Regions from separate parts of the Mus musculus genome. Here regions 1 and 3 are each linked to region 2. A link is a loop called in an ENCODE intact Hi-C map of the cell type or tissue named here. Cell type or tissue: heart. All regions are shown on one strand. Links, peaks and the distances in the headings refer to the core of each region. The heading gives the core; the rest is flanking DNA. Region 1 has its middle 14 kb from the start of Lbx1. Region 2 holds the start of Npm3 (nucleoplasmin 3). Region 3 overlaps Dpcd (deleted in primary ciliary dyskinesia).

Evidence for each region. Peaks named below come from ENCODE experiments on the same cell type or tissue, not always from the same donor. Only the 100,000 strongest peaks of a DNase experiment are listed, where the experiment ranks them.
Region 1: it touches region 2 in a loop (7-fold over the local background); 29 of 42 quality-filtered maps call a loop at or near these places.
Region 3: it touches region 2 in a loop (8-fold over the local background); 36 of 42 quality-filtered maps call a loop at or near these places.

What each region holds. Positions count from the first base shown.
Region 1 is chr19:45,217,315-45,227,606 of GRCm38, forward strand. No RefSeq gene overlaps it. Among named protein-coding and RNA genes, the nearest start is that of Lbx1, 14 kb to the right of the region's middle. In heart, for the core only: CTCF peaks have their summits at 3,391 (motif pointing right), 4,011 (motif pointing right) and 5,242 (motif pointing right); DNase peaks (open chromatin) are centred at 3,417 and 4,017; H3K4me3 peaks cover 1,006 bases; H3K27me3 peaks cover 1,490 bases.
Region 2 is chr19:45,742,439-45,752,730 of GRCm38, forward strand. It overlaps Npm3 (nucleoplasmin 3), which reads right to left and starts at 7,127. Exons shown (of 6, transcript NM_008723.2): 1 at 7,001-7,127; 2 at 6,619-6,704; 3 at 6,312-6,431; 4 at 6,108-6,201; 5 at 5,726-5,842; 6 at 5,296-5,613. The coding sequence starts at 7,118. The coding sequence ends at 5,733. It overlaps Fgf8 (fibroblast growth factor 8), which reads right to left and starts at 446. Exons shown (of 6, transcript NM_001166361.1): 1 at 215-446; 2 at 78-114. The coding sequence starts at 246. It overlaps Oga (O-GlcNAcase), which reads right to left. Exons shown (of 16, transcript NM_023799.4): 16 at 7,817-9,842. The coding sequence ends at 9,706. In heart, for the core only: CTCF peaks have their summits at 4,101 (motif pointing right) and 5,248 (motif pointing left); DNase peaks (open chromatin) are centred at 4,103 and 5,023; H3K4me3 peaks cover 1,263 bases; H3K27ac peaks cover 580 bases; H3K27me3 peaks cover 1,565 bases.
Region 3 is chr19:45,567,311-45,577,602 of GRCm38, forward strand. Dpcd (deleted in primary ciliary dyskinesia) reads left to right here. Exons shown (of 6, transcript NM_172639.3): 3 at 4,575-4,699; 4 at 5,095-5,228; 5 at 9,683-9,785; 6 at 10,161-10,292. The coding sequence ends at 10,265. Among named protein-coding and RNA genes, the nearest start is that of Dpcd, 12 kb to the left of the region's middle. RefSeq lists enhancers at 1-1,145, 37-621 and cis regulatory regions at 37-166, 167-302, 303-505. In heart, for the core only: a CTCF peak has its summit at 6,703; DNase peaks (open chromatin) are centred at 6,711 and 7,791; H3K4me3 peaks cover 117 bases; H3K27ac peaks cover 881 bases.

The DNA.
Region 1 (10,292 bases), core at 3,037-5,536, 520 kb before region 2:
CAGAAATCCGCCTGCCTCTGCCTCCCAAGTGCTGGGATTAAAGGCGCCACCACTGCCCAGCAGGCTGTATGTTTTTTTAAGCCAGAAAAAGATGCCATGGTGGTGGTGCACACCTTTAATCCCAGCACTGGGGAGGCAGAGGCAGGTAGATCTCTGAGTTTGAGGCCAGCCTGGTGGTGTACAGAGCCAGGTCCAGAACTACAGAGAAACTCTGTCTTGAAACAGTCAAATCAATCAATCAATCAATCAATCAATCAATCAATCCAGAAAGTGTCTATCATAGTTGGCTTATCAGCCATTGAAACTTCTGTGCATAACCATGACTGTCACTGTCTCTGTTCTCCATCGTGGGCACAAGCCCTCCCGATGCCAGGACCCACTTGCTTCAACCCAGTGAAAACAGGGCCTTCACTGCTATCCTGGAGGACAGCGTTCTGTGTATTTAAACTCTCATCCCAACAGTTTCCCTCACAGGGATCAGATCAATTTCTCTCATGGGTTCAATGGGCTGTGAAGAAAAGGAGGCCCTAGATGGGTGAGGTACCCACACATGCCCACGTAGGGAGGTGAGGGTATGGACCTGCCCGTACTCTCACCTCGGCAGTGCCTGCTCTGTCCCCAGAGATCACTATTCAGACCCAGAGGCTGGGGCTTCTCAATATCCTGCATGTGGAGAGGATTTTTCTTGAACCTGAAGAGTGACACCGAATTGTGCTTTTTGCAAAGCATTATGGGGACATCAGCTTGTTCAACCCTCAGAGCCTACTTTTTAGGTATCAGTTGCTGTTCTGTCTCACAGATGAACTGAGGCTCAAGTTGGGCACTATGACACCGGACAATAATCCCAGCACTAGGGAGACTGAAGCAGAAAGAGTGTGGTTTGGAGGCCAGCCTGGGCTACATAGCAAGACCCTGTTTCTAAGCAAGAGCAAGAAATGAATCTGAGGCTCAGAGAGGAAAAACTGGGTGGCAGTGGGGCTTGCAGACTTAAACCTAGGTTCTGGTTCACAATAGCAGAGTGGATTTCCTCATATTCCACACTGGGTGGGGAGGAGAGAGGGGTTCTGCAGCCCACGGTTGTGGATAAGTAATGGGAGAGCAGGCTTTTGTGACCAGCATCCCTAGGAATCAAAAGTGAGTGAGTTTCCTTAGAAAATGGCCAAGAATGAATTAAAGGGGCAGAGGTCCAGAAATGTATTTCACGTAGCCAGACAGAAAACTTTCCATGTTTAAAATGAGGCAAAACTGGGCTGGAGAGATGGCTCAGAGGAACACTGACTTCTCTTCCAAAAATCCTGAGTTCAAATCCCAGCAACCACATGGTGGCTCACAACCATCTGAAGTGAGATCTGAAGTCCTCTCTTCTGGTGTGTCTGAAGACAGCTACAGTGTACTAATAAATAAATAAATAAATAAATAAATAAATAAATAAATAAAGTAATAAATAAATAAAGTAATAAAGTAATAAAGTAATAAATAAAGTAATAATAAATAAATCTTTTTTTAAAAAAAACTGAGGCAAAACTAGTTACTACTAATCTTAAGGAAATAAACATGGATGACCAAAAAAGTTAGCAGAAGGAACAGGGTGAGCTTTTGTAGATACCTCGAAGGAACTCACAAACTTTTCAAAAACTCCCTCTTAAACCTGAGAAGAAAGCGCAGTCTCTTGGCAGCACCGTGAAAGCCAGCTAAGTCTCCAGCCCCGTTTTGCCTCGTTTTAAACCTGGAAGTTGACCAAGCTTCTAGAGCAATGGCTCAGTTGTAACATATCAATGTATCACATTCCTCCCAAAGATCAACAAGTTGAATGTTTCATAAAAGTAACTTTAAAGAATTGGAAAGTGTCTATGTGTCATGACCCAAGTGATTAATCTTGGAATTAGGGAGGCAGAGAGGCAGGTGGATCTCTGAGAGTTCAAGGCCAGCCAGGGATACATAGAGAGCCTCTGTCTAAAAGAAAACCCAAACAAAATAGGATTGGGAAATGGGTAAAGAAGGAAACAGTCTCCACACTAGGGACATTTCTCAGGTGTTCCCAGTGATCTCTTTCCATGGCTCTGCAGTGGGGTCCTGGAATCCAAATTTTCTGCAGTTCAGATTAGCATGTGGCTGGCCCTGGCAGCTGACTGTCTGCAGCTCCTCCATGGGGGTAGTGCAGGGACGTGGTGTGTCCTGGTTCCAGGCACTGACTCCAAAGGCACCAGGATGTCTGTACCATGGAAATGCACCAAGGGCCCCAAGAAGGGGGCAATGTGGGGCGCACAGGGGTCCCCTCATTGTTCTTGCTGCTTAAGGCCTGGGGCTCAGGATTTTTTTTTTTAAAGATTTATTTATTTATTATATGTAAGTACACTGTAGCTGTCTTCAGACACTCCAGAAGAGGGCATCAGATCTCATTACGGGTGGTTGTGAGCCACCATGTGGTTGCTGGGATTTGAACTTCGGACCTTCGGAAGAGCAGTCGGGTGCTCTTACCCACTGAGCCATCTCACCAGCCCAGGGGCTCAGGATTCTTATTTCTACTGCCTAAGAGGACCTCAAGAGCCCAATAGACTGGCTTATTCTGAGCTTCACCCATGGGACCCGGCTCTGAACAAAGTGAACGGGACTGAAGTGACCTGGACCAGAGCTCTGGGATCTACATGGAGCAACAGCCTCTGTGGAAGGTTGTCAGATCATTTTAGGTCACAGAGGGACTTGGAAGCTCAGTGCTGCTTCTGTCACAGGCATGCCACTGCTGTCTTCCGTCTCCAGTAAGGACAGGCCCTAAGAAAAGGACATAGACCCACAGTGGCCTTAGTGCTACTTCATCCTTTATGTGCCCTGGGCATCCTGCCCTCCACGGAGCCCTTGCACCTCCTAATGCCCAGACCTGGAGAATATCCTGAAGTATAGTGAAGCTGATGGGACCTTGAAGAGGGTAGCTGTGCCTGGACATGGAGGGAGTATCAGTAGACGGTGGCAGTCTGGACTAGGGTAGGAGAGTATGTGGCCTAAGGGTTACTGAATACATACATACATACACTTATACATACATACATACATACATACACATATGCATGCATACATAATACACATGTGGATGCATACATACATGCATCTATACATGCATAATTGACCAAAAAAACTTGTGCATATTCACAGTGTTAGTTAGCTATGATATGTGGGAAGAAATTCCTAATCTTTCCCACCTTGCTGGCACACTGTCAGTTGGGGGGTAGTTGGGCCAGCCACAGGAAGAAAAAGAGATACGATTGATGCAAAATTGGTGTGGAGCTCTGAGCCATTGCTTCCCTGTGAAGACTCATAAAGCCTGCGAAAACTTCTCTTTCTGTTTGGAAAAAAGTCCTCCTTCCTGAAGCAGATCTGAAAATTCACTGCCTTGCAGCGCACTGGCCCGAGCAGTGTCACATCACGACCAGCAGAGGGAGCTCTTGTCTAACCTTTCCCAGGCAAAGGCGGGACCCAGTATGCGGATTTGAGGAGTCAGAGGGGTCTTTGTTACCAGTGAGGGGATGAGGACAGAAAGAGCGAATCTAGGGTAAGAGTAAGGATGATTAACGACTACGAACTTTCCCTTTGGGTGTACAACCTCAGGAAGAAGTTGCCTTTTCCCTCAGCCCAAGAAAGACCTAGCCTTTGTTGTTCTCATTTTTGTGGGGTGGTTGTTGTTGTTGTTGTTGTTGTTTGTTGATTTACTATCCAAAAGCCGAGACATCGGGTAGACCCCCAGCTCTATCCAATACCCAGTCCTGAAAGTGCGTTTCCCACATCTGCAGGTTCCAAAGGAAGGCCCGCAGCAGTATTTTGTTATTCCTAGCTGCGTCGCCTCCTAAGCCTCCTAACGTGCTGGGAAGGGACAGTAACACTTTTTGAAGCGAAGGCTTTTTGATTTGAGCTTAAAGCGGCTACTGCATGGGGTTTGGGGTTTCAGATCCGGCATCAGAAAGAAGTGGGTGAAGGGTGCTTGCTGCTGAGTGTCGCCACAAGTGCCGCTAGGTGGCACTCAAAGCCCGCGACATGGAGAAGCGCGGGCTTTTAAAGGGGCGGGGCTGGAATGACTTTGAAACCCCAAAGAAACAGAAGTCAGGGTCCGAGGACGCTGCTCACAGAAACATAAGGACAGCCTGCGTACATCAAGGACTGGGAAGCAGCCTTCGTTCACCAAGGGCTTTCACTGGAGAGATGAACGGGGGCGAGAGGTATGCGAGTGCTCAAAGACTAGAGACGAGAGCCCCAGCATTCCCTTAGGGCTGGGATGGACTTTGGTCTCAGTCTGTCATCAGACCACCAGCCGGCCCCTGGCAAAAGAATTCTTCGGAATCTAGACTTTGGAAAGGGAGGAAATGCTCACACCACCTGCTTTCTGCAGACTCTGGGTCTGTGGCAGCAGCTTTTCTGAGCTCGCCTGCCCCTTGCTACTAGAGGTAGGGAGGTGAGAACCCGGGACTCTCCCAATCCCTGGGTTTCCTTCTTTGCACTTCCTTTGCATATCCTCAGCCTTTCCCACCCCAAGCTAGAATCTGTTCCAAACTTAGAAAAAAAAAAATGACAATATCCCTCATGCCCTTCAGGATGAGAAAACAGACTCTAAATGTCTAGTCCCTCCCAGAGCATCTGAGGGAGCCGGCCATTCTCTTCCTTTCCAGAGTCAATCTCTCATCCCCTCCCACCCCCACCCCATCCCAGGCAGCCTGTAATTGGAAAAACTTTGTCTTGTAACTTGTGTGACCCCTCTCCAGTCTTTTCCATCTTCTGAGGTTTGACCCAAAGCGTCCCCCATCCCTTCCCATTCCTTATTTTGTGATTTCAGTCGGACTTGGGGAAGGAAGACCATCAAAGGTCCCAAAGTAGCCTCGTGGCTAGTTGGGCAAGCATTAATCACATTCATCCATCTAGGAAATTCAAGTCTAAAAGCTGCTGGCGCACAGGTTTAATACAGGGACTCCTTAGGGAGACTGGGATTCACCGGCTTCTCCTCAACTAACAGAGTGAACATGAAAAGAGAAACAAGATTAAAGCAAAGATGCCCAGGATCCCGGCAAGGGGCTTCCCTGGTGGTCCAAGCCCTGCTCTAGGGACCTTAGCAGAAACCCCAGATCCCCAGATCTGAGTTGTTGGGCTTAGGGGAATAATATATCGAGCCTGGAAAGTCTGTTGTCTCTTGGGACTGAAGGTCCTTCCAGCCTCGAACCTGCTTCCCGTAGATTGCCAGCTGCAGGCGCGCAGGGCCTAGCCTCTGCCCAGCAGGTGGCCCAGGAAGCAAGTGAGCGGTTGGGTATCTGTCTCTCCAAGACGTCCCGTCCCACCGCCCTGCAGCTTGGCGCTACTGCCTCCCGGGCCTGGGGGGCGGGGGGGGGGAGGGAGCTGGCCCTGGAAAGGCCCCACCCCCTCCCTGGAGGCCAGAGGTATTAGTGCTGCTTGATCAGACCTCATTTCCTGCGAAAATGGAAACATATCCAGGGTCCTTAATAAAGTGAATGACGAGGCTTCGGGTGTAATTGGGCTTCTGTTTGGTGGCTATTTCCTTAAACTGACAGTGGAAAAAATAAAAGCCCACAGCACCCAGATGTAATTATGCGACTATCAAAAGAACAGGGTATGCCCCCGGGGAGGTGGCACAGATTCTAGCCTTGATGTAGCAGAGGCAGGCATATCTCCGTGAGTTCGAGGACAGCCAGGGCTACTCTGTCGTTTAAAAAGAAGTATATGGTAGATTAGCCTGCTCTTGGTTTATCCGCCTTCTAGGAAACTGGCACAAAAGCTTACCCAGACCAAGGGACTCAGGAGGCCAGAACCTCCACTCCACCTCTGCAACCAAGAGCGCATCTCTCCGACCTTCAGCCTCTGGACCTAGCCTGAGATTCTCCCTGCCGCTGCCATAGGCTCTCCTGGGATCGTTATTTATACGCGGGGGCGGGGGTGGGGGCGAGTGGGTGGGTGGGGGTGGATCTATTCCTTTCCCTCAGAGGAGGAGCACCCTCGAGGGCAAGGGTAGGTAGGGGCTGCCTGGTTGTGATTCCCCAAGACTGCTCCCTAGAGCCTGCGCGCTGGCTGCATATTTCTATGTATAATCCAATTTTTTCCGTGACTATCTAGTTAAACTCTTTAACAACAGCTACATAATTAGAATTTGGATTCCCATTAATTTTCCCTGGGCCTCGAACCATTTGCAGCTCACACTGGTAATTAATGCGATACATCACTAACTTTACCCAGCGCCGGCCAGCCCAACTCTGGTCACTCGGCCCGCACCCGACGCCCCCGCGAGGAGCCCTGACTCCAGACTCGGCTTCCAGAGTGGGGGGCTGAGGGCCTCCCTCCAAAGCCGAATGCCTCGGCCCGCGCACCCAAAGCCTTCTTTCCAGGAAATTTCACAATTAAAAATATTTATCGGGAGCAGATTTACGTTTCTGGGTTTCCAGTCTCGGGGCGTCTGGGTAGGCTATTAAGAGTAATTAGCATCTTTTGCGCATGCAGATTTACTTCGCTCATTGCCACATAACTCATCCCTAAAAGCCGGCGCAGGCGAACACAGGCTCTGCCGCCAGAGCTACAGCCGCCGCCCGGGTTGACTCAGCCCCGCTCGCCTTGCACTGTACAGACTTTCAGTCTCTCTGAGCCATTTGGGTCCCTCCAGGGCCGGGGTAGGCAGTGCCAAGGAGTAAAAGGCTCCCACTCTGGAAATCAGGGACGTTAAAGCGACCCCAGACCAACAGGGGAAGTCCCAAGCTAGGTTGTCCCGGTGCCTGCCTGGACCGCAGGCAGGCATTGTGGCAATGCATGTGTATGCATGAACGATTGGGCTTCTCTATGTGCACGCAAGCGTGAGCGCCGATTTACATGTATGCTGTTGCTAGTGCGTGTTCTTCTGGGCGCGCACGATGTGCGTGGAAAACCACTTGACCCTCACGGCTCCGCGCCCCGCCCAATTTATGTCCAGTCCACTAGTTCCCATTGCTGATCCTAGGCCACTTAGCTAGGACTTCAAGTCTGGGCCTCTGCTTCCTCTTTACAGACCCAGCCTTATCCAGCCAGACCACCTGGAACACTGAGCCTAGCGCAGGCGCTCTGGAGGTGGGAAGAAATTGGGGAGACACACTCTGTTGCGCGAGGGCCAGCCACGTCCTAGAGTACTTTCTAAAGTACTCCACGTCCTAGAGTACCTTCTAAAGATGTACCACAGTAAGCTCAGGCCAGGCCTGGCTCAGTGAAGAGAAGTTATGGAAACCCCTGGGGGTGGGGGTGGGGGCAACAGGAGAAATTGGAGCCCGCTGGGGGCGGGGGGCGGGGTGAGTAGGAAGGGGATGAGGGCTGGGTCCTATAAGGGGCCAAAGTGATATTAGGAGGGCTAAGGACAAGGAAAGTGACTGTGGTTCCCGCACCCTGGTCGAGGCACCCACCCACCCACCCCGGGTTCGCTTCGTTATTAACGCGCTGGGAAGTCCGCAAACCGCCCAACTTTCTTCTCTTTAATGAGCCTAGAAGAAGAGGCTGCCCTGGAGGGGTTTGTTCATTAAAGATGTAGCTGGAGGAATATTGTCTCATTAATTATCTGGTTTTAATTACACTCCTACCCTTTGAATCTGGAGATGGAGAAAGTTGATTTGATGGCACCGCCCCCTTTAGCTTAAAGAGTCAGGCCCAGGGAAGGGAGCAGGAGGGGGCGTAGGGATTATGTGTGCCCAGAAGTGTGTGTGGGATTGTCCTAGATATGTCTGGTGAGACTCTGGCACAAGATGGGGAGGGGGGGCGCTCTATGTCTCAGTTCGTGTATGGATGCAGTCTCTGTGTGTGGATCTGAAAATGTGCGTGTGTCTGAATGTGTGTGACCACGTGTGCCTTCGAGGCTATGTGGACGTGACTTGGATGTCTATGGGTGTTCTCATCCTGTGTGTGGTTCTGTGCGCTGGGGTGTGCATGTGGGTAGCTGAGTGTATCTACACGCAGGCCTGAGAGCGGGTGTCTAAACGAATAAGCATGTGACTGGGTAGTTGTGTCTGCGAATGTCTAAGACAGCGGCTTCCTGCCCATGAGTTCGAGTGACAGTGTCTGGCAGTGTTTCTGAGACTCTGCTGTGCCTGAATGTGCCTTGGATCTGTGAGTGATGTGGGGGGCTTCTGTGACTGAACCGGTCCATGAGGTCTACTGCTCCAAGGACGTTGCTTATTTTCCCAGGGTCCCTAGGGCTAGGGTACCACCTGGAAATCATGGTCCTTTGGGGGGGGCTTAAGGGGGTGTTCCTCCCTGCCTTGTCCCTTGTCAGGCTGGTGTGGCACTAGAGCGGGGGCTGTTTTCCCTTTAAATCGAGGACACTTTGACAGGGGACATTAAGGACCGGCTGCTCAGGCTGAGCAGATCATAAAACCGGACAGGCAATTTCTGCTCCCGCCAAATAGCCGGGCAAACTCGTTCTGCATCTTTGGTTTTAATGCACTAAACTGGCAGCTAAGCAGGGAGCGAGCAAAGGAGGGGGTGGGGAGCCCCCCACATACACCGGCACACACACCGGCACTCACACAAGCGCCCCTTCACACCCTGTGCCCCGTGCCCAGCCCTGACCCCCCCCCCCACTGGCAGAATTATCAACTAGAATTTGATTAATATGCAAATCGCAGGCAAACAGCTCCATATAATTCTTTCAGTGGAGAGTAATTAATCACCAGTTAAAGCAAATTAATACATATATCAATTTTGTCAGAAACATGCTTAGTTCAATCGCCCGTAAAATTGAAGTTTGAAGTATTAAGAGGCTCTGCAGAAACGCCAGGACTAAAACTTTCAAATTGATCCTATTTAGTAATCAATCAGGCTCTCCCCTCAGGTTAATCTGCCTAATTTTTCATCTCAAATCATACACTTTACTGACACGCCATCTAGCAAACAGTCGATAAAAAGTTAACAAAAATGATAACGACTCAAGCCACAGCCATTGTGCAGGGCGGGTGGGCGGCAGGGCGGCTTTGATTGCATTTCCAGGGTGGTTTGGGACTTGGCGTTTTCCTGAGCCAAGAACTGGGAGCTCCCCCAGGCAGAAGCCTCCCTGCCCCACCACCCTGTTCTGTGACTGCAGCCCTCGCAGTGGTTGGGCTCCCTTTAGCACAAACTGGTGGCGTTTCCACCAAAGTCACTCAGACAGCCAGTTCCCTCTCCACTCTGGCTGCCAGAACGTGAGGGAACCTGCCTGTCTGCATCCAGAAACCATGGCCTAAGCCTCTCCCCTTGCTGGTGTGTGTAGAAGGGCGGATAGTAGTGATGTTGTGAATCTGTTCAACATCTAAGGTTTACCTGTTTAATTTTCCCTGTCTTCCCCCCCCCTTTTTTTTTTCTGTTGTTGTTTTGTTTTGCTTTGCTTTTTGGAGACAAGATTTTGCCATGTAGCTCTAGCTGGCCTGAAACTCACTATTGAGCCACAAACTGGCTTCAAACTTGTGACCATTCTTCAGCCTCTGCCTCCCAAGTGAGTGCTGGAATTGCAGGCATAGACACCGTGCCTCCTGTGCGCTTAATTATTGCATATGCTAGTGGCTGTCTGAATTTAGACGGATGTGCTGTGTCATATTCAGTGACACTATGTGTCCAGGAACCCTGTGTCTGTATCACTGGGTGCCTGCCTTGTGTGTGTGTTCATTGTTTCTGGACCGTGTTTGTGGTGCTGTGTGCCTGAGAGGGGGGTGTTTCTGGATTGGCTGGGGGGATGCTTCATCCACTCTACATATACATACGTGTGAGACCTCAGGCAGCTGGGTACATTGGCTCCCCCATGGACATTTAACCTTGAACGCTCTCTCAGCAGATGTAAGAGGCTGCTTCTTCCCACCTAGCTCCTAAGCTGACCCTCTGTACATGGAAGGGGCATGGAGGAGGGGAAAAAAGCCCCTATTGCTTGGCAGAAGGGACTCTCAGCCATGACATCTCCCCACTGCACAGCGCCCCAACCCACAGCATCCTGGATTCCAGAGTCCTGAGACTGCTGGAGGGAGTCAGGAAGCAGTCACTGAGTCAGGGATACCTCTGTCCCTTATACTCAGATGTCATATCTACTCCTAGAGGTAGTTACAACCTGTCATGAACCCCTTTATACACATGGTGACAATGGGTCTCCCCTGGGGCCAAAAATCGAGAGCTCCCCCAGAGAAAGCTCTCTTCCTGCTCGCTCACCGTGCTCTGCTAACACAGCTCTGCTGCTGAGCTCCCTCTCAGCACACCAGAATATTGGCAGAATTTTCATCAAAGTGCTTCTGTCTGGGTCCCAGAACAACAAACAAGTAACCAATTTTCTTCTCCAG
Region 2 (10,292 bases), core at 2,843-5,342:
CGGTCCTCGTGTCCCTGCCCGAGAGTGTCAGCTGGGTTCCCCGCGCCCGGCCCCCGCTTCTGCGCAGCGCTCCTTACCTGGGCTTGGAGGCAGAGAACCAGCAAGTGCAACAGCCTGTGGGAGACAAAAGCGGGCAGGAAAGAGGCGCGGGGTGAGCGGAGAGGGCTCGGCGGGCGCTGGCCGACGGGGACGCGGGGGCGACCGCGGTACTCACAGGCAGCTCAGCGCGGAGCGGGGGCTGCCCATGGCGCGCGGCCCCGGGAGCACTGAGAGCCCGAGCGGGGTCACGCCGTCCCACTGGAGGCCGCGGGGGGACAAGCCGAAGGTGCGGAGGCTGAGGGAGGTCGGGGTGCGGGAGGCCAGCGGCTATCCCGACGCGGCTCGTGGAATGTCGTGCTCGCCGCGCGCGCCGAACCCCTCTGAGCCGCTGCTGGAGCCGGTGGCCGCTGGCTGCTCAGGAGCCCGAGCAGGCGGGAGGGTAACGGGCCTGTGGGGTGGGTGGGGAGGTGGGAAGGGAGGGGGAGGGCAGGGGCGGGGGGCGCCGCACCGGCCGCGAGGGGGGAGCGCGGGGCGGGCGGCCGGAGCCCGCACCCCCGGCTGGGCGCTGGGGCCGGGTCGCCGCCCGGGGCGGGGGCGGGGCGGCCGGGGGCGGGGCGGCGGGCAGAGCAGGGATTGGGGGGTCTGGCCCAGGGGAGGGGTCTAGGGACCCGCGGGAGGGGCGGGGGCGGCTGGTGTGGGCGCCTCCCACTACCCTTGCCTGTCTCTTCCAGCGTTCCGGGGGCGGGATCGTCCAGGGATTGGGGGGCGTCTGGGACAACATGTTTAGTGGGGTCCCGTACACTTGAGTCCTGCAGGACTGTTGATCTGCTTAGGGTCGGGTCTGCTTATCTCTGGCCTCCTAGAAGGTCTCTGGGTCGCCTAATGTGTGCTGCGGTCGCACGCGCCCCTCTTGGGAGCCTGCAGCTAACAGTGAACTGGGCCCCGGTGCTGAGCGTCCCCTTGGGCGCCACTGGAACCCGGTGCCTTCACCTTTCTAAAAACCCAACCCCGCTGGTTTTCTGTCTCACAGTCTCCAAAGAGGCTCTGGGAGGGAGAAATGCCCCTTGCCACCCCATTATCACCTTCAGCCTTGCTCCTGTCCATCCAACTGCACTAGTCTATAAAGCTTAAGAAAAACCTTGAAGCGTCTATGTGGTAAGAGCTCAGGGGTCTCTGAAGGACCCACAGCCACTGCTTCTGAGCAATTAGCAGGGGCAAAAATAACTACGTTCAGCAACATTCAGGACACGGACCCAAGCTGCCTAGCCTTTCCCCTTCTGAGTTCCAGGTTTTCCTTGAGCAGGTACCTGGTGTCTTGTGTCACTTGGAAGAGGGAGGTGCTGGTGAGAAGGTAGAGACTTCTGTAAGCCTTTTCAAGCCCGTCGCCCCATTGCTTTCTCCATAGGGTTTCTGGGAACCCTGAGCCACTATTTTGTTACCGCAGGCACAGAGATTTCCCAGGCCAGGTATTTTTGAAGACCAGGTGGCTCCGTGGATGTACCACCCAGCTCTGCCTTCATCCACAGCCTCCCCTCTACTGATCCTCTGTGCCTCCGGGGTAGAACTAGGGGTTTGCGGTGGCCCCAGAAAGTCTTTGTAGGCTAAAGAGAGGCAAGCAGGCCCTTGTCAGTCCCCATCCGGTTCGGCCTGCCGCCCCCCTTTTATGCATCCCATCTTGCAAATGCAAACACGGAGTAATATATATATATATATATATATATATATATATATATATATATATGGTTAGGGGAGTCCATCTCAGCCCTTCAAGTGCTGAGCAATATAGAGAAGAACTGGTTCCAAGGAGACAGTCTCAGCCCTCCTCAGAGTAGACTTCCTGAGCTCATAGGTGAGTCTCCTCACAAATTCTGTTCCCCGCTGTTTTGATCCACCCAGACCTGGAGGTGAGGGAGGAATCTGTCTTACAGGCCCAAGGATTGAAGCTCAGGGCAGAGCTGTAGCTCTGCAGGTAGTGTTGGATGGATGGATGGGGGCCACCTGACTGAGCCATTAGACTATCTTCCACCTTTGGTGGCTTCACCTGCCAACCGATGGTAGCTTTTATCTGTCAGTGATTTGGCAGGCAATAGCTCTTTTCAGTCCCACTGGAGAGTGGGCCCATGAAGGGGGAAATGGGGTAGACGGACTCCAGTGTCCAAGGGGTTGACAAAGGCCAACCCCTTGCTTTCTCTGTGTGCTTGCTGAGGGGCCTTTAGAATGACTTGTCTTTTTTTTTTTTTTTTCATTGCTTCAAGCTGACAAAGGTGATATCTGTTTGCTCACAGAATTTACTTCATGTGTGGAGCATATGAGATACTCAGGAGTGTTTATTCTTGAGTGTATCGACGAGTAAATGCCTAAACAGATGGAAAGCGAAGGATGGGCTCCCCTGGAAAAGGAAGGGCCCTCTCTTCACTATGGACACAAGACTTTGAAAATAAGTTTGAGTCACAAGACACAGGTAGGGATCAGGAAGCAGTCTGTCAGTAGATCCTGGGTTTTAGTTCCTCCCAGGTGTGGTGTGTGTGTGTGTGTGTGTGTGTGTGTGTGTGTGTGTAGGGCCGAGCACCTGAGTTGTAACAGGGTTAGGGAGCCTCCAGAGATGAACCTTATTGATTCACCATCTGTGAATCACCTCCCTCACCCTCAGTGGACACCAGCGCGGCCTCTCCCCCCCCACCCCCCAAAAGGTCCCAGGTCTCCCAGGTTTTACTCCTACATTTGAACTCTGCTTCCCACTTCTGAGAGACAGAATTCTTTTACATGTGAAAACTCCTATGGATTCAGAAGAGCTTCACCTAGCTCTTCAGGATCCTTCTGGTCTCCCCAAAATGTCCTGTCTTTGGGAGGGGGGCGAGGATAGATGTGCCTCCCCCACAGTGGGCACCCAGAGCAGGCGGTGACTGACAGATGCAAATGTGCCATCGGGCTCCCGCAGGCCGCTCTCCCTCCCTCCCTGGCTAGCCTGCCTCCCGGCCAGCTCCCTCCTTCCTTTATCTTATCAAAGCCCCGTAATTACAATTGCTATTTTGTTTCCTCGAATCTGCAATCAGAGCTCCCTCGCCTAGATGAGGGAGCGCCTGTCATCCTGATCTCTGAGTGACAGCCTGGCCACCTTTCCCTGCCGCCCCCACACTCCGCAAACACAAACACACACATGCACACACTCCCTCCTGCAAACACAAACACACACTCTTTGCCAACACAAACGGCTCTCTCTGCAAACACGCGGTCGCCGGGACCCAAACTCGCCCCTCAGATTCACACCCAGGCCACCATGCCTGCAGGTCACAGCCTTGCGCGCCTCCAGTGCCCAGCGTTCAAAGTGACACAGACTCTGTCAGGATGGTTCAAATGCAAATCTCTGCAACTGCGTTAGCCGCTTCTAACCAAGACAGAAAGCTGCCGTCCTGTCCTTCGTGTCTGTCCCCATACCCCATATCGGGTAGCTTTTCTTTCAGCATTGTCCAGACACCATCATATGCCTACATCGCACAAGTTCTCTGAGGCCAGATAATTGGCAGCACTCCTGTTGTGTGCCGAGAGTGCAGAAAAGGGCTATCCCGAAAAGGTGTGATCTGGAAAGAAGGAAAAAACAATTCCCAGGTCTGTCTGCACGGCGCCGCAAGGGGCCGGGGAAAACTCCTGAACTAGAAGGCAAATGTGGATTGGGCTCCCACTGCGGGCAGGGCTGTGCTCGACGTCCACCCGCCAGGAAAACAGGCCAGAAATACAATGGGCGATCAGTGGAGTCACAGGGGGTACACTGATGGTGGGGGAGTATGAGCGTGGGCTAGGCGAGTGAGTTTGGAAGGTTTCCGGAGATGGCCGCACTTAACGCACGCACGTGAGAAAGAGTTGGCGGCAGGAGCCGAAAGGAGGCAGGAAAAGTGAGTGCCCCCAACTAACTCCTCTCCTCTAGCATGGGCGCTTCGTGTGAACGAAAACACATTTGCACTCAAAACTTAAGTGACTTATTCCCTCCTATCCTGCCTTAAATTTAGCTATCATTGAACCCACATAGAGCTGTACGACCACGAGCAGTTTTAAACACGCCCACCAGAGGGCGCTAGTTCCACCTTCCCCTCCCATTCGATCCTCTGCTAATGGCTCCTAGCCAGGGCCGTGGTGGAAACACCTGGAGGTAAGGTCCGGGACTCTAGAAAAGGCACCCGCGACCCTGACCCCTGAAACACAGACAGGCATCTTTCACTTGAGAAAAAGGGAGTCTGAAAACTTACCCCTAATTCCTCGCATAGATGGGGGAACACTTGTACAGTCAGGAGGAACCCCTACCCCATGAAGCCCAAGCGGGATACCAGTTCCTGATTTTCTTGTCTCCTGTGCTACCACACCTGGGTTAGGTACCGCTTTCTCTACTGTAGGGGACACTCTTGAAGTTAATGGCCTGAACTCAAACCAGCCCCCTACTTGTTGGTCAGCTGGTGTGAATTGGCCTGAATCTCAGGCCCTGTTCTCTGTCAGTCTTCAGCTTGTCTGGGGAAGTAACCTTTTGTTTGTTTGTAGGACACTGATCCCCACCCATCCCAACCCATCAACACTGCTGAACTGCTGACCCCGGGGGTGCACAGTCCTCACACAAGCAACCCCTTTTTCTCTTCCTGGCATAACAGTAGGCAGGCCCAAGAACCACCTCGGTCTAGGGATAAGACAGTATGGCAGAGTGCTGGGGGCAGGGGGGGTAACCCCTCAGCCGAGGTTGATTCCCAGGGGCTCTTTCTGCCCCCATATGCCAGGCCACCCGGATTCTGGTTTCCCTGTCACCCAATCTGGCCAGTTCCCTCCATCTGGCCCTGGGAATCAGGTTTCTAAGGGCCCTGAACCTACCTCGAAAGACCAAAGGAGCAGAGACTGGTCCCCACCCCTCACAGGCCCTCTCCCTGGGCCTAGCCCCTCATGGGGCTCGAGATGCATTCCTCAGGTTTCTTAAGTCCACTTATCTGTCCCCCTGCCCATCAGCCTGAGTGCTGACAGAGGCCCAGACCCCTTGTTTGGAAGCTGATAACCTCCTGTGACGGCCCTCCCCCACTTGCAGGAACATGGAACAGGCTGGAATGAGAGGTCCCCTCTGCAAGCAAGGCCGAGGAACTTAGGCCTGCTTTGGGCCCAAAGCCCTGGGGAATCGGATCCCACATCTCACCAACTCAAGAGCTAGGTCAACCTTTGTGCGGCCACAGTGCCACCTGGTGGTCCCTGGGGAAATGTCATCTCAGCATTGAAAAAGCCACACAAGGATTGCAAAACAACCAACCGTACACCACTTTATTTAGATATTTATCAAAAAAAGTACAAAGTGTTAAAAATGTGTTCTGAACTTCATGTTCTTTTGTTTTTTGTTTTTTGTTTTTTTTTTTGCAGTGCTGGGGACTGAATCTGGGTTAGGTGGGTCAGAAGAGGTGTTCAAAGGTTGTCCCACCCCAATAGAAAAGGGAAGCCTCAGGAACCACAGTCCATCCCTCCCTCCCACCCCCTATTCTCTTCATCGAGAAAACCATTCTTGAACTTGTCCAGGAACATACGGAGCATGGCACCTGTAGCAAGCAGTTACCTGATCTGAGAAAAGCAAGAATGAAGTCAGAGTCTTCCTCCTCACCTGCTGCCCCTAAACTTCCCAGATCCTTCGGGAATCCCACCAACCGACCCCACCCTCCACCCACACACTCACCAGGGGGCTAAGGCCTGCCCCTGTGCTTCTTGGCAGGAAGGATGCCACACAGCTTAATTTCATCTTCTTCGCTCTCATCATCACTTTCTTCTTCAGAAAGGTCGTTGTTTATACAAACTGGTGGATACACAAGGATAGAGCCACTCATTCAGCTGCTAGGCTGACAGGGAACCTCATCTCCCAGAGTCCCCAAGTCTAGATGGAAAAGAGCCCACCCACCTCGCTGGAGTTGGACCCCTGGGGCAGGCAGGGTACAGCAAGTTCCCAGGCCTGAAGGAGGCAGTGGGAGGCACAGAATACTGGAACCATAGCCTGAGATGCAGGACACACTAGGAGATGAGACTGGGGTAAGTCGGGAGTGGAGAGGGCCCACTCTTCTCACCGATCTGATGCCGGCCAGTGATCCGAACTGGGCCAGAACCGGACTTCAGGCGGAAGGTGACAGGTGGTTGGAGTTGGAAATCATCCACACTGAGCTGGAAGACAAGAATGACGGGCTGAGCCGTGCTGGCCCACCCACTTGGAGATCAATACCGAAGTTCTCAGTCCCACCAGACTCCGAGAGGAATGAACGGCTCCAACTCACCATGGGCTGGCAAGACAACCTGAGGTTGGCCACAGGAACTGCAATCTCCTGATTGTCGTGATCCCGGGCCACAACTTCCACCACATTACACTCGTCCGTGGCCCCCTCGGTAAGGCACAGCTGAAAGGCAGGCAGAACCTCAGCGTCTCAAGTGAGGGAGGGCTGACACCAAAGCCAAGGCGTCTTACCCCAAAATCGGCCTAGTCCCAGTGGCACCGGATGCGGGGACCAGAGGGTGGAGGAGAGGGGCGACAGGCGGAGTGTCGGCTAGCCCCCCGCATCTCCAACTCCCTCTGCGGCCCCTTACCATGTTCAACGCCAGCACGTGCTCCGTGTCATCCTCCTCCTCAACCTTGAAAGTGAAGGAGCGGGTGTGGCCGGAGAGCTCACAACCTGCAAGAGCCAGCGAGTGTCGCCTGGGTACACGCGTGGAGGGGACAGCGCGCGAGGACGCTCCACAAACTCCGCTGTCCCCTCCACCCGGCCATGTGCCGCGGCGGCGGGGGGGGAACCGGCCGCTTGCTCGCCCAGAACACGTGGACGGGCATCCCACTCGGGAAGAACCGGTTAGGGCGAGCGAGCGAGGAGCCCTCGGCCCACAGCTGCGCCCGGCCACAGCGGCGCCCGGCCGCCTTCCTCGGCCACGCCTCACCCGCCCCGTACCACTCTGCCACTCCCGCGTTCAATACCGAAGAAGAAACTGTCCATTGTGACCGGGGCCGGGACCCTCAGGCCCCCGACGCCCCCAGCTCGGGCTCGGCTCTCTTGGTTCAAGAACGCTAAAGCAGCCGCCGCGCCGGCCGCCATGCTGAAACGGCCGTGAGCGCCCCGCCCCCCGCCTCAGCCAGTTCCGGTCCCGCCCATTAAAGGAGCCGCGCTCGCCACACGAAGCAGGGAGGAGCAGTCGTCGCCTCTTCCACGAGGACAGGTAACAAGGCCCCAGAAGAAATCTCCACGAGGGCTTAAAGTTAGCGTCCACTCACTGAAGCCCCTTCTTCCAACCCGGGGATATATACATACAGATGTTAGTGTAAACCTTTCGTATCTCCTTTTTCAGTAAACTTGGGGTACGGAGCAGCCATTTTTACTCACACCCCCCCCCCCCCCCCCCCCCCCCCCGCTTCCTGATCATGCTGGAGGCTTGACAGCCAAGACCTAAACTCAGATGTGGAGATCAACTACTGTTCATAGTACAGCCTCCTCTTTAGGCGACCCACCCCCCCCCTCCACCACCAAAATTCCTTTATCTAAGGAAATGAAGCCATGTTCCAGTGAGGAACTCTGTGACACCCCCCCCAACTTCACACAAATTTTACCTGTAGTAAACAGAGCAACTTACTTAAAAACAAAAACAAATGTACTTTTCTGAGAAAAATCTTTGCTGTGGAAGGCAGGAGGGCAGGGCTGTCTTCAATCCAGCCTACACTGAAATAGCTTCGGATACCTAAGGGATCAAGAGATGTGAGGGAAAAAAAGGGAGAACCCAGAGAAAAAGCAGCACAGCACACATTCACTTCAAGTTTTATTGTGCCTCTTGCATGGTCTGCAGATAGGTTTACAGTTCGTTTTCTATAGGAACTGAGCTGTGATCTAAACAATGAAATGTTATTCCAACATTAATAAATATTCATAACCATGGAAGATGGCAGAGCACTTTATCCTACAGCAATGACAGTAGAGACCTGGACATGTTTTCACTTATGTCCAGAAGATCATCCCATGTGATTATTGAAAGCCAACATTAAACAAAAAGCAACTTGTTCAATTCCTGATTCCGTATGAAACTCTGAAACGCTCTGAATAAAACCTTGTAATTCTCACTGAGGCATGAGATGGATTCAGAACGCTAAGGAACATTAAACGGTCTTAATATCTAGTAACAATTTTGCCCCTCACCCCAGCCTTCAAAACCAACCTTGACTTAGGTTTCACAGCACATCCTATCGCAAAGGTTCGCACCCTAAGGAGGCGGCACATTTCAGCACACTCTTGGGCCTCTGGTTCTTGGGCCTCCCTGGGTCCACTCTATATAGTGCTAAAAGACTACCTCACAAGCTCACACTGGAGTTCTAGAAAGGAAAATGTTTCAAGCTCCCTCTTCTCTCTCCCCCCTCAGCTCAAAGTTCAAAAGCTATGTAGAACTGGAGGAAAGCAAGGTAACAAAAGACTGTTGAAAATCTATGACGTTACTAGATAGCTAGCCATGATTAAAGAATAATAATCCTGCAGACACTATGTGCCAGCTTCATGCTCAAAACCCTTAAATTCACCAAATCTAAATTAAAATAACATGAAGTTTTCAGAATCTCTGATTAAAAGAAAAAGTATACATATTGTTAACATATACTTATTCTTTCTTTTAAAAATTAGATACAAACATGCAAGAATTAAGGACTGATTCGATTAAACCAGTAGTTAACAGGTCTTTGCGATTAAATGACAACTGTTCAAGGACAAAGGAGACCACTGGTCAGTCCCCTTACCCTTACTTAACAATGTCAGAACATTTCACATGCGGATCTGCTATTAAGGTTAATTCCCAGGAGTTACTGCACTTCCCAACATATCTGAGTCATAAGAAGTTAGGTGCTCATACCCTAAATAGTCATGGCCTAACCCTATGTGGGAGGCACTTCAAAAATAAAAACTATTAGGAAGAAAAGGACAGATGTAAAGGAAATCTACCATTCACTGATTTACATAATTCAAAGTGCCATCCTAAACCAACACCTTTCATTTTCAAAGGAAAAAAAAACCCCATAATATATAAAACAGTAAACAAAGAACAGTCGGGTTACAGCTAATCTATATACAGAGATTTACAAGTTTGTCAATTTAGGCCTTGGCCACAAACAAATGCACATTTGTCCCTAACAAAGCTCAATGGCCTGAACCAACAGTTACAGGAGACAGTTGCCCAGAACTTTACAAAAAGCAGAAAAATTGCCCAAATTGAAACTCACTAAATTTCTCATTCCAGCCATGTCTCCAAAGAACAGAGACATTTCATCCAGCACACCAAGGAGAGTAAAGAGAGTGAACTTCGTTGCTCTTAGGTGAGAAATGCAACCACACTGGATGCAGAAAATAGTGCTGACTCCATTTATTTAAGAATCTCTCCCTAGAGAGCCCCACGTAAGAGGCCCTGACCCTAACACAAGACCCAAAGAGGAGCACACCACAAGCTGCACGGGGTATGCAGCAATACTATCTTCTCCCAACCAGTGAGCATCTGAGAAGGTGATGGGTGCGCTTTACAGTCATCTTTGTTTCCAAGTCAACTGGCTGATCTGCTGCCGCTCCAGCTCCAGACACTGAACTGTGTGAAGACCTCAACCACCAACCACAAGGCGGAGTTAAGGGACTTTTGGACAGTTCACAGTACCAACAAGTGTCACAGGCTTCGACCAAGTATAACCACATCCTTTGGAAATCCTTCCATTTTTGCAATTTCAAAACAGCCTAACTTGCTGTAAAATTCCAGAATCCTTTTATCATCTGGTCTTACTTCACAGAAAGCCCCCCGGGAGCCTAGAAATAAAACAAATGTTTTAAATGTAAGTAAGTGTATCATATAGATTTGAACCGTGTTTAATACAGGTAACAGCTTTATCTATTCCTAAATTTCATATTATAACTTTTATTAACGGGGTACATAATGGGGAACTCTGAGCTATATTCGCAGACTGACAACTTTTTAAAGTCTTTTTTGTTTTTGCTTTTGAGAAAGGGTCTCACTCTATAGTCCTGGCTGGCCTAGAACTCACTAAATCAGGTTGACTTTGATTTAAAAAATACCTAACTTTAAAAATATATTTAAGATTTATTTTATATATATGAGTACAGTGTAGCTGTCCTCAGACACACCACAAGAGGGCATCAGACCCCATTACAGATGGTTGTGAGCCACCATGTAGTTGCTGGGAACTGAACTCAGATCCTCTGGAAGAGCAGCGCTCGTAACCGCTGGGCCATCTCTGC
Region 3 (10,292 bases), core at 5,699-8,198, 170 kb before region 2:
TCCTCCAGCCGGTGTTAATAAACATGTTAGTGTCATCTTTTTTTCTACCCTCCCGGGGCTGTTCATTCCCACCCCCCACAATGAACGCTGTATGTATTCATAGAGGAAAGAGCTGAAGGGCCTTGTAACAATGATCGGAACATCAAACCAACCCCCAGAAGAACACAGCATGTCCAGGGGGCCGCGGCTGAAGGGCAGACCGTCCCCCGGCGATTACATTTGGATTACCTCTTAATCTGCTTTGGTATTTGACCGCCAGCCTGACCACCGCAGGCCGCATTCGGAGGATATGGAGCACTTTCATCCCCAGGCACTTGAGCGCCTTTATAAATGACCCACTCGAATCCCTCCAGCCTCCTCAGGGATGGGCCAGGCAGCTGTTTAATAGCCACGGAGCAGTGTTGCAGTGTTTTAGGGCAGAAAAGAAGAATCCTGCATCCAGTTTAAGCTGCAGGGAGTATTTAGGAAAGGGGAATGTAATTATCCGTATTGGAAGAGGGCCAGGCCTTGGAGCTTTGGGGAAAGAGGCCTTTTAGGATCTCCACTTCCCAGCCCACCTGAAAGATGGGGCTGCTTTCAGCAGTCTGGGGCGTCAGCCTGCTTCCTGCTGACTTGGGAAAGGCCCCCGGGCACTGTCTCCTTCATCCATCCTGCAGTCAGACCCTTACAGGGTCATTGGAAGTCTTCTTTCCAAAGACCGGCCCTGACTCAGTCCAGAAGAGAGGACGGAGTCCCAGGGAGCTGCCTTGTACACACCAGTTTGGGTTTAACATATAATCAAATCAGGACGACATCAGGTGGAGCAGTCCTCCGCTGCCTGCCTTAGGAGCTGTCCTTGAGTTCGGGAACAAAGACGGGACCAGAAAGCCCAAGACTGTGTGTGCACACGTGCACATGCGTACCCGAACCACGGAACAAGTAAGGAGTTCAGAATCTTTCATTAGATCTTTCCGCTTGAAAGGCTGGAAAGGAAACGTGTCACATTCTTACATAGATGTGATTCCCTAGGGCGTTTTACAAAAATGAGAGCCAAGAGCACCAAGCTGCCACAGCCCGAGGAACATTGAAAGGAGAGAGAAGAGAGCCAGCGGGTCTGTGCTTTCCCCTTCTTAGGGTGCGTTTCTGAGGAAGACTGAGTTGGCCGTCCTTAAAGAGGAGGACCAGGTGGGAAGTCCTGCAGTGGTTCTCGCCTCTAGGGCCCATACTGGTGATGTCCCCAGGGCAAAGAGTGTAACAGAGCCCATGATTATCTTGCTTTTCCAGCCCAGGTCTATAAAAATTCATCATATTGCTCCTTCAGATAACCAAACCTGGCCTTTAAATACAGAACTAGAAGCTGGGTATGGAGAGGGCCACCTTTAGTCCCAGTACCCAGGAGGTTGAGGCAGGATGATCTCAAAGTATCTTTGTCTATTTTAAGACGGGATTTTGTTATCTAGCCCAGGATAGCATATAACCTCCATCCTACCAGCCTAAGTGTGCATGTGTAGCACTGTGATCTGTAGACCTGGATCTTAACTGTCACGTTTGGATCTCATTTTTCCTCAGTAATTCTACCGGGTCCCCTGGAGAATAGAGGTGAAGGAAGGGGGCAGGTGAGGAAGAAATGCCTTCTTCTCAATAAACAAATAAAAATAGAGCCGTTAGACTAGCTGTGTCCTAAGTGACTGCCTCCTTAGGCCAGTGATGACTATGCTCTGCCATTCAGTGTCGCCAGGGTGACACAGGGCCAGGCGGTGGTGACACACACCTTTGACCTCAGGACTTGGGAGGCAGAGGCAGGCGAATCTGTGAGTTCACAGCCTGCCTTCTCTACACAGTGTGTTCTAGAACTTTCAGAGTTACATAGTAAGACCCTATCTTAAAGACACCAAATGGTGCATGGGTGGTTGTATCCTGCCCTGTGAGCTGTCCTCTGATACTACTGTCAGTGTGTCGGGGGCGGGGGGGAGGACGTACTTTCCCGCCTCATTTTTCTATATGCAGCTGCTGCTGGGCTTCCCTGGCCCTTCTCCTTCTGAGTGCTGAGGGTCAAACCCATGGCCTCATGCATGCTAGGTGCAGGCTCTACCACTAAGCTGCACCCCAGGCTGCAGAGCATTTTATACATGGCTTGAGGATCCAGGGTGATCCTTGCTCTCATGGGGAGTAGGTTTCATCATCATGACATGGTGAGCTGCTGCTAGGAGGTGTCTGTTACTTGTTTGTAGCTGTGACGGAGACCCCAGAGGCTGGCTTCCAGTTGTCTGAGGTATTACCGTGGCTAGGTTTGCATATACTCCTGGTCACAGTCCATTCACTTAAGGAAGTATTTGTGGGTGTAAGAAGTTGCCTAGAAAGCGTATTTCTAAGTTTTACTCTTCCTTATTAATTTTCATTATAAACTTGCAGATGTGTTTCTAGGGAGAATCTTGGCCCTGAGATGTAATAAAACCACAGTGCAGAGTGCAGCAGACCTTATAAAAAGCCCACGTTCAAGGGAAAGTTCTAAGTTTACATGAGGCTTCTGTGTTCGGCTTTTGTGCTCACAGTGGTCCCAGCTGATGAAAAGCCCCCAGGCCTGATGCTGCCCCACCCCGGAAACGGCCGTGGCCCCCACCAGGCCTTTCAGAGTTGCTCAGCTCCTAGAGTGGCTGCAGGAGGCTGCAGGAGTTTAGCGCTGACTGCTCAGCTCTTGCAGCAGGACGCCCAAACTCCACAGCCCCCATCTTCTTAACAGAGCAGGAATGGAAGGGTGGAAGGTGGAGGGAGAGGGTGGAGGGCGGAGGTTACTCCTCAGCAGAGCCCCTCTGCCACTGGCAGGTGACACTGCAGCCACCAGCACAGCACTCAGTGGGGCTCATTCCCAGTGCTGCCGACAGGACTCCCGTCTGGATTTATGACTTCCATAAAATATGTGCCTTGGTTTAAAAGACAACGAGAAAAACTAGACCTGGTAGCACAGGTCTGTAAACCGAGCACCCATGATGCTAAGCCAGGAAGATAGCCGTAAGATCAGCAGTAGCCTAGGCTACTGAATGATTTTCATCAAAAGCAAACCTAAAGGGGTGTAGGGCAGAGGCTAAAAACAATATCATCAACAACAAAAGAACCCTTTCACAAATATCTGCCTTATAAAACCTGGGAAACTGAAAATCATTATTTGCATTATCAAGTTATAAATGTAAGGATCTATTATTATTTTACAAAAAACTCCACATTTATAATCCGTACATTGTAGGCTAATATTTTTGTGCACTGTGTATAAGGTTGTCCTTGTGTTATTTAAATACTGATTTCTCTGCCCTCATGTCTTGTTTCAATCTGGACGCAGCATTGAAATGTGTACACCAAGAATCTCCTGTCTCAAGTTTGTGTAAGCAGTTCTTACCATCTATTCTCTGCCTTGTCACTAAATGCTGACCACCCAGTGGCTGGGCAGAAGGGAGAATAGGGTGGGATGTCTGCCAACCAGACGAAGGAGAGAAAGGAGAGAGAGGGGGAGATTCAGATCGGCTGGAGGGAGGATTTGAAGCCATGAGGAAGGGATCTGGAGAGAGATCATGGAAACACTCCTGGAGCCCAGAGAGCGAGAGTTGTAATCACATACAAATATCGTGGGGTGGGGTGGGAGGCCGCAGGTTAGCAAGGCGGTTACTGCTAACCTGAGAGTGATGCGCAGTTCTTGGTAAAGCAATACGGTTGTCAGATCTTTTCACTTGTTTACATTTATATTAAAAACAGTTCACTTAGAGTCCGTTTAAAATGTAGTGTACAAATGCAGACCAAGCACATAAAACAAACATAAACAAATCTAAGAATCCAGTGTATGCCGAAGACTTTATGTGTTCATTGCGATGCTGGAGGTCAGCCCTAGTACTTGGGAAACTGTCAGTGAGTCCCACTCCAGCCTGAGACTACATTTAAATACAACGTTGGTGCTATCAGGGTTTTTGTTGTTGGTCGTTGTTTTAAGGCAGATGTACCTGAAATAAGTGAATGTCTTGATTTGGACTTTATGAATCATGAAGCAAAAACAGCTTTCACTCAATTCATTTTTTTCTTTGCATGGCATTCTAGAGGGGGGAAAATGCACCCAAAGGTGGGTGTGCAGGTTCAAGGATGTGCTGGTGTGTGGGTGTGTGGGTGCAAGGATGTGTTGGTGTGGAGGTGTGCAGGCACACTCTGAAATACAAGCACCTGAGGCCAAGACACAAGGAATAGTTTGAAAACAGCCTTGGCTATCTAGTACAACTGTGTCTCAAGAAATAACAGCAAAGCACAACTAGAATTCCATCTGGAGACCTAGATGTCCCGTTTCCAGAAATGGCTGTTATCGCCTCTTTGCCTTCTTCCGGGTGCTCTCGGAGCTTCATCCCTGGTCCAGTTGTGTGCCCGCCTTTGAAATGGACTTTGCAAGTTACCTGCTGCTGGAATGCCCCATGTGATTTCCCCAGGTTTGTGATGATTCCTGGCTCAAATACACAAGGCCCGGCATTGAGACCAAAGCCTGGGCTTCTCCCGTTCCAGTTATCCAACGTCTTGTCAGCTTTGGCAGCAGCGAGCTTTAATCCATTACATGTTTCTCTTTGCAGTGAGGAAGTGGCGTGTGAAAAATGCCCTGGGAGCCTTGGGCCAGTGGCAGCTTGAAGTGGGAGAGCCAGTGCCCTCAGGAGCTGGGAGCCTGGGATCCGAGCTCATCAAAGAAAGTAATGCCAATGTATGTCTGTTTGTCCAGGGTCTTACGGGGATTGGGAGGAGACTCCTGACCCCTAAGGGCAGGGTCTATAATTTGTTCACCTTATATATACTATGCCCACCTAGCCACAGTAGGTTTGTGTGTACATCTGAAGGGTCTGTCACAGCCTCAGCAGCTGCTTCAGGTGGGGGGCCATGGAGAAGAGCAGAGGAGCTTCCTGTTTGACTCTGGGAGGAGTTTAGGGATGGGGAGGAGCCAAGCCTTTGTACCTTTCCCCATGAATGGTCCTTGATAGGCTGGGCATCATACCACAAGCCTATAATCCCAGCACTGGGGAGGTGGAGGCTGGAGAGCCAAAAGGTCATCTTCCTACACAGTGAGTCCAAGGCCAACCTGGGCTGATTTGCTTTTCATAGCCCATCTTCATGCGCAAGGACACCAAAACAAGTTTCCAGTGGCGGATTCGAAATCTCCCCTACCCGAAGGATGTGTATAGTGTGTCTGTGGCCCAGAAGGAGCGCTGCGTCATTGTTAGAACGACAAACAAAAAGTGAGTAGGGTGGTGGGCGCCTGTTTACTGTGTGCGGAGAGGAGTGGATTGGAGTGAGCGCTCAGGCTGCTCCGTATCTGGGAGGCGGGTGCTCAGAGTAACCAGCTAACTGTGCGGCTCCATCGAGGCAGCAGAACTCAGCCAGTGTCTGATTTCCTAGGTGGCATATGCTGGGCCTCACAAGACTGTTGTTGAACAACGAGTGAGGAGTAATCACATAGCCATTACTTGTAGTCTCTGGTAGTTTTACTCTAAGGTTGTTATGTCCTTGGTCTGGTGAGCTTGGCTTGGTGACATCACTGCATTGGCAGGGAGTCACGTCCTGGAAGGTACACCTGCTTGCCTTGGTGGCAATTTGAGACTTTAAGTCTCAGACAATGAGGTAGTAAACCCCCGTCCCTCCCCAGACTGAGAGAAAGTGGGCAGACGTTGGGCTCTCCGAAATCTCTGCGATGGCGTTTCAGATTCTCTCTGTGGTCTGCTGGGTGAAGGCAGTGGGTGGTCAGGTTTGAGAGGAGATGGCCGGGGTGGGATCACATTTTGTTTCTGCCGCTCTGGCTCATCACAGTGGAAGAGCCTGGCAATGAATCTGTTTCAGCCTGATCGAGAAAGAGGGTGTGGCCACCTCCACCCTGGGGCTTCATTTTGTTTCTGTTTTATCTTCTTATCCACAAGCTGCCAAACTGGCCAGCTTGATGCTCGGGTGCAGAGCCTAGCCCCATGGGCCACTGTATCATTTACCACACTCTCCTTCAGGTGGTGTGGTAGGTACAGTCTCCGTTCCCCTAAGAGGCCTGCCTACAGGGAAGTGGGGAGTGTGGTGGTGGGGAACCTCCACCCACCTCCAGCGCAGCCCTGAGTCCTGTCCTCCTCTTAGCACCCCACACCCTGTCATTTTGGCAGGGTTAAAGGGACAAGGGAAAGGGAGAGATGAATGAATTAATTTCAGGATTATTGCTGTACACGCAGCCAGCAGCCCCTGTAGTGGACCTTGTCTATAAATACAGAGTCATAATAATAAGGGTTTACGTTTATAAAGTGCGCTGAAGTCCTAAGATAAAAGGCCGTTTATTCCCGTTATTGTTCTCATCATTAACAGGAGTCAGTGCCTAAAGTGGAATTTAGCAATTTCAGACAACAGAGAAATTGCCTGTAGGAAAACAAACTCCATGCTTCAGCAAGCATTCCCTGGCGGGAGAGGCCCTGGGTCCAAACTGGGAACAAAAGTGCTTCTGATAGCACTTGAATCTGCGGCTTAGCACTTTGTGGAGCTGGCTGCTGCCTCCTTTTCATCCCCCAGAGGTCACTGTCGAATACAGATATCAGACAGAAATGTGATTACAAGCGAGTGCTACAAGAAAGGCTAGCTAGCTCACCAAAAAAATTCATCTGTGAGCAGATCCTCTGGGCCCCATCTCCTGCACACATATACCGTATATACCGTAGGTGGCGCTGTTGGCCAGGGGCTCTGTAGCTAGTGGGGCATTCCAGCACCCAGTGGCACCCAGTGGCGGGGACTGGGGACATTGCAGAGATGCTGGTGGAGGCAAGGTAGGATGGGAGTGCTATCCTGGAGGGGTGGGCTTCCCACAAAGGGGAATGGTATTTTAGTGCTCACTTTGAGACTGAGTTTCTGAGCCCTAACCAGGCTCAGCCCTGCCCCCTGCAGGTCCATCAGATAGGAAGCTAGAGAGGCGGCCAGATGTGACCTATGCTTTCAACAAAGCACAATAGTGTTTTTATATGTGCAGGGTCTAATTTTTTTTCAGAATACTTTAAAAATCTCTTTCCTGGTCATCATATCATCCACAGCAGACATGCAGTGTATGAATAGATGTAGAAAGGCATGTAAGAAGTCGGCACCACATGACCTGTGCAGAGAAGAATGTGGCCTCCTTGCTGAGCACCTGGGCATCTGTAACACACCCCACCATGGCACTTTCCTTCCCCTGGCGCTGTGCCCTCATTTTAGTATTCCAGCATGCAGTTCCCAGCCAAAGCTGCAGCTGCCTTGCTGGTATCTGCCTGGCCCCTGGAGAATGTGGTTAGCCACTTGTTTAAAGAAGTGATTTCAGGGTCCTGTGGTGGTCCTCCGCCTCAGTATTGCTAGGATGGGCTGGGGAAGGAAGGAACTGTTTCTACATGATTCTGGTGTGGTACATCTGGTCCCGATAAGACCTCAGCCTGGAAGCTGGCAGCTGTTAAGGGGAAAGATGGAGTGTGCTGGACTAGGAAGATGCTGGCTTAAATCTAGCCTCTGCCATGTGACTGTGGTATTTAGGCCAGCTTCTCACGTAGGAGAACGGTGCTTATACTACCTCAACGATTGTTTGAGGAATTTGACAATATCAGATACCTGCGTGCTCCCTGTCCTGTGGTCAAGGTGCCAAAGCATGGGATCTGAAGAAAGCCTGGCTAACTGCACTCACTGTATGGTGATGATGCTGTGACAGCCCTAGAAGCCAGGACTCGGTGGTCAGATAACTTGCACACCGCCAGACTCACTTGAGTGTGGGCCTGTACATTATGACTCTGGGAGTGGCAGGAAGTAGGGCTGCCATGTGCCCGGGACAGGAAGTAGGGCTGCAGCAGCTCTCGGGCTGAAGCCCTCTTTGGTTACCCGCCAAGCCCTTGTGCAGGCTGGAGGAGCGTGGGGCAGCGCGCATGGACCTTTCCTCAGCAGCCCCGCTCTTGCCTCAGCCCTCCCTCAGGGATGTTCACTGAGCCTGCAAAGGGAAGGGACCGGTGAGGGGGTCACAGGGAATACAAGCAAAGCAGGCCGAGAAGGCACTCTGACTGTGTCAGAAGCACGGTGGGTTCCTCTCATCCAGGCCCTGGGGACAGTTCAAGTTCAGTTATTGTTGCAGCAAACCCTGAGTAGGTGAGGTGGGGTGGCTGTGCATGGGGGAACCCGGAAGGTACTGCACTTTAAGGAGTTGTTGAACCTCACCCAGTGTTTGCGCTGCTGGCACTGGCTGCCTCCGCTTCCCAGACTCGTGGCAGGGGTAGGTTAAGGAAGGGGTCGACGTCCCCGGGATCCTGAGGTTGCCTGGGATGGGGACAAACCTTGGGCTGCTTCTCCTTCATTGGCCCCTCCTGGGAGTGGGTGTGGAAGGCGCTTCTCTGTTGGTTCTGCTTTCTGTGTATATTTGCCAGGAAGATGTTAACACTTCCTACCCGGCCTTTGTGTTCACCTAATCTCTGCTGTTTAACCTTTGACCCTCTGCTATTATCAGCGTCTGCCACCTTTGCTGGCCAGACCAGGGCCCCAGGAAAAGCCCTCGCTCAGCCTGTTGGCTAGGAAGAGGATGAAGCAGGCATTCCACCCTGTTGCAGGCAGATGGATCGCCTTTCCCTGGGGCAGAGCTTTGGAAAGGAAAGAAACTTGCGGTACCATTAGGGTCCCCCGCCCCCACTCCTTTTGAACTGTCAGTCTTTAAGTAAACATTCTTTTCCTGCGTTGGGTCCCAGCACTTGTGGGGAGAGGGGAACCTGGGAAGAGACCCCCCCCCCCAAGCCTCTTCTGAACTGAGGGATTTGGGCAGGGAGGACAGGCCAGAAGTGCTGCATTGATGTCAACTCTCTGAGTCCCTGGGGCATCAGGGCTTTTGAAGTGGACTCAGTGTAGCTGTCACCACAAGGGCCAGGACCCTCTGAAGTATTGAAAGCCATTCTCTCTGGGCCCAGCTCTTAAGCATGTTGTACCTGCCTAAGGCATTTCCCTCCTTGGCCCACACAGCCTCTCCCTCTGCAAAAAAGGGACCCCTTGTCCAAGTGAAGGCTCCGGCAGCCCCTGGCCAGTGCCCAGCCCACACAGCCACCAAGGAGACTGCCAAATGAGACTGTTTGAGAGGAAGGGCCTTTCCTTAGGCTCTGGTCTAATAAGTGTGTGGGGAAATCTCCGACCTCCCCCCAGCCTCCCCCATCCCCACCTCACCCTAACTCCTACAGCACTGACAACTGACCAGGGCAGCAGCAGCAGCGCCTCACCCCACTCTGCTGCATTTCCTCCAGGGAAGCCTGGGATCTGTGCTTGGTTGGTTTGGGTTTTACTCTATGTGAAAATGGAAGGCTGGAGTACTGAGGGCAGGAAAAGGGTCCAGGTCTGGGATCCAGGGTCCTTTAGCGTCATAGCTCGTCTCCCTGGGGAGATAGATGGCTCTGTGTGCTGTGCTTTCCCTCTGAGAAGGCCCCCTGAGGCTTGGGGTGCTCTTTGTGTAGTTGGGAGTTCCCGCCCTGCATGGGGAGCCCCTCTGCCCCTGGTTCTGCTCACCGTTGGCTCTGAGGCCACTACCGTTCTTTTAGAACCTCAGACTCAACCAGGCCTTTCTGCAGGCTCTCCCTGTTTCCTCTCGAGCTTTACAGAAAATGGGGGAGAGCTGTGGAGGGCCTAGTGTCTCCCGACTGTCGGGGTCGCTGTGCTGGTTCCTCAGCAGCCTCTTGTGTCCCCACAGGTACTACAAGAAGTTCTCCATCCCTGACCTAGACAGACACCAGCTTCCTCTAGAGGATTCTGCGTTGAGCTTTGCGCACGCCAACTGCACCCTGATAATCTCTGTAAGGTTTGCCCAGACTTGGCATCAGGAAGAAGTTTCTCATCCCTCTCCCACGTCCCAGGATCCAAGCATCCCAAACACTTAGTGTGCTTGTTAGAGAACCGGCATCTCCTATTCATCTGGGGGGGGGGGGTGCAGGAGGAGACCAAGAGAGAGCCACACCCCAAAGCTCTCGAGGTGGGGCAGTGGTGGTAATCACAAGCCTTAAGTTGTCACCTTGGTCTTCCCCTCCCCAGCCACAGGAGCTGAGGAAGTCCTTCAGACCCGGCACGCCTAGGTTTCCTCCCATACAAGGAGGCTCTTGGAGAGCCAGAGTGAGAGTGTGGAGGGAGAATCTAGTAACTGAGTTATGGTTTCTCCCTGGTTCCCTCCACAGTATCAGAAGCCAAAGGAGGTCATGGCGGCTGAGTCAGAGTTACAGAAGGAGTTAAAGAAGGTAAAGACGGCCCACGGCAGTGCTGGGGACTGTAAGACGCAGTAGCTGTCCTGAGCCTTGCACCTCCAGTGA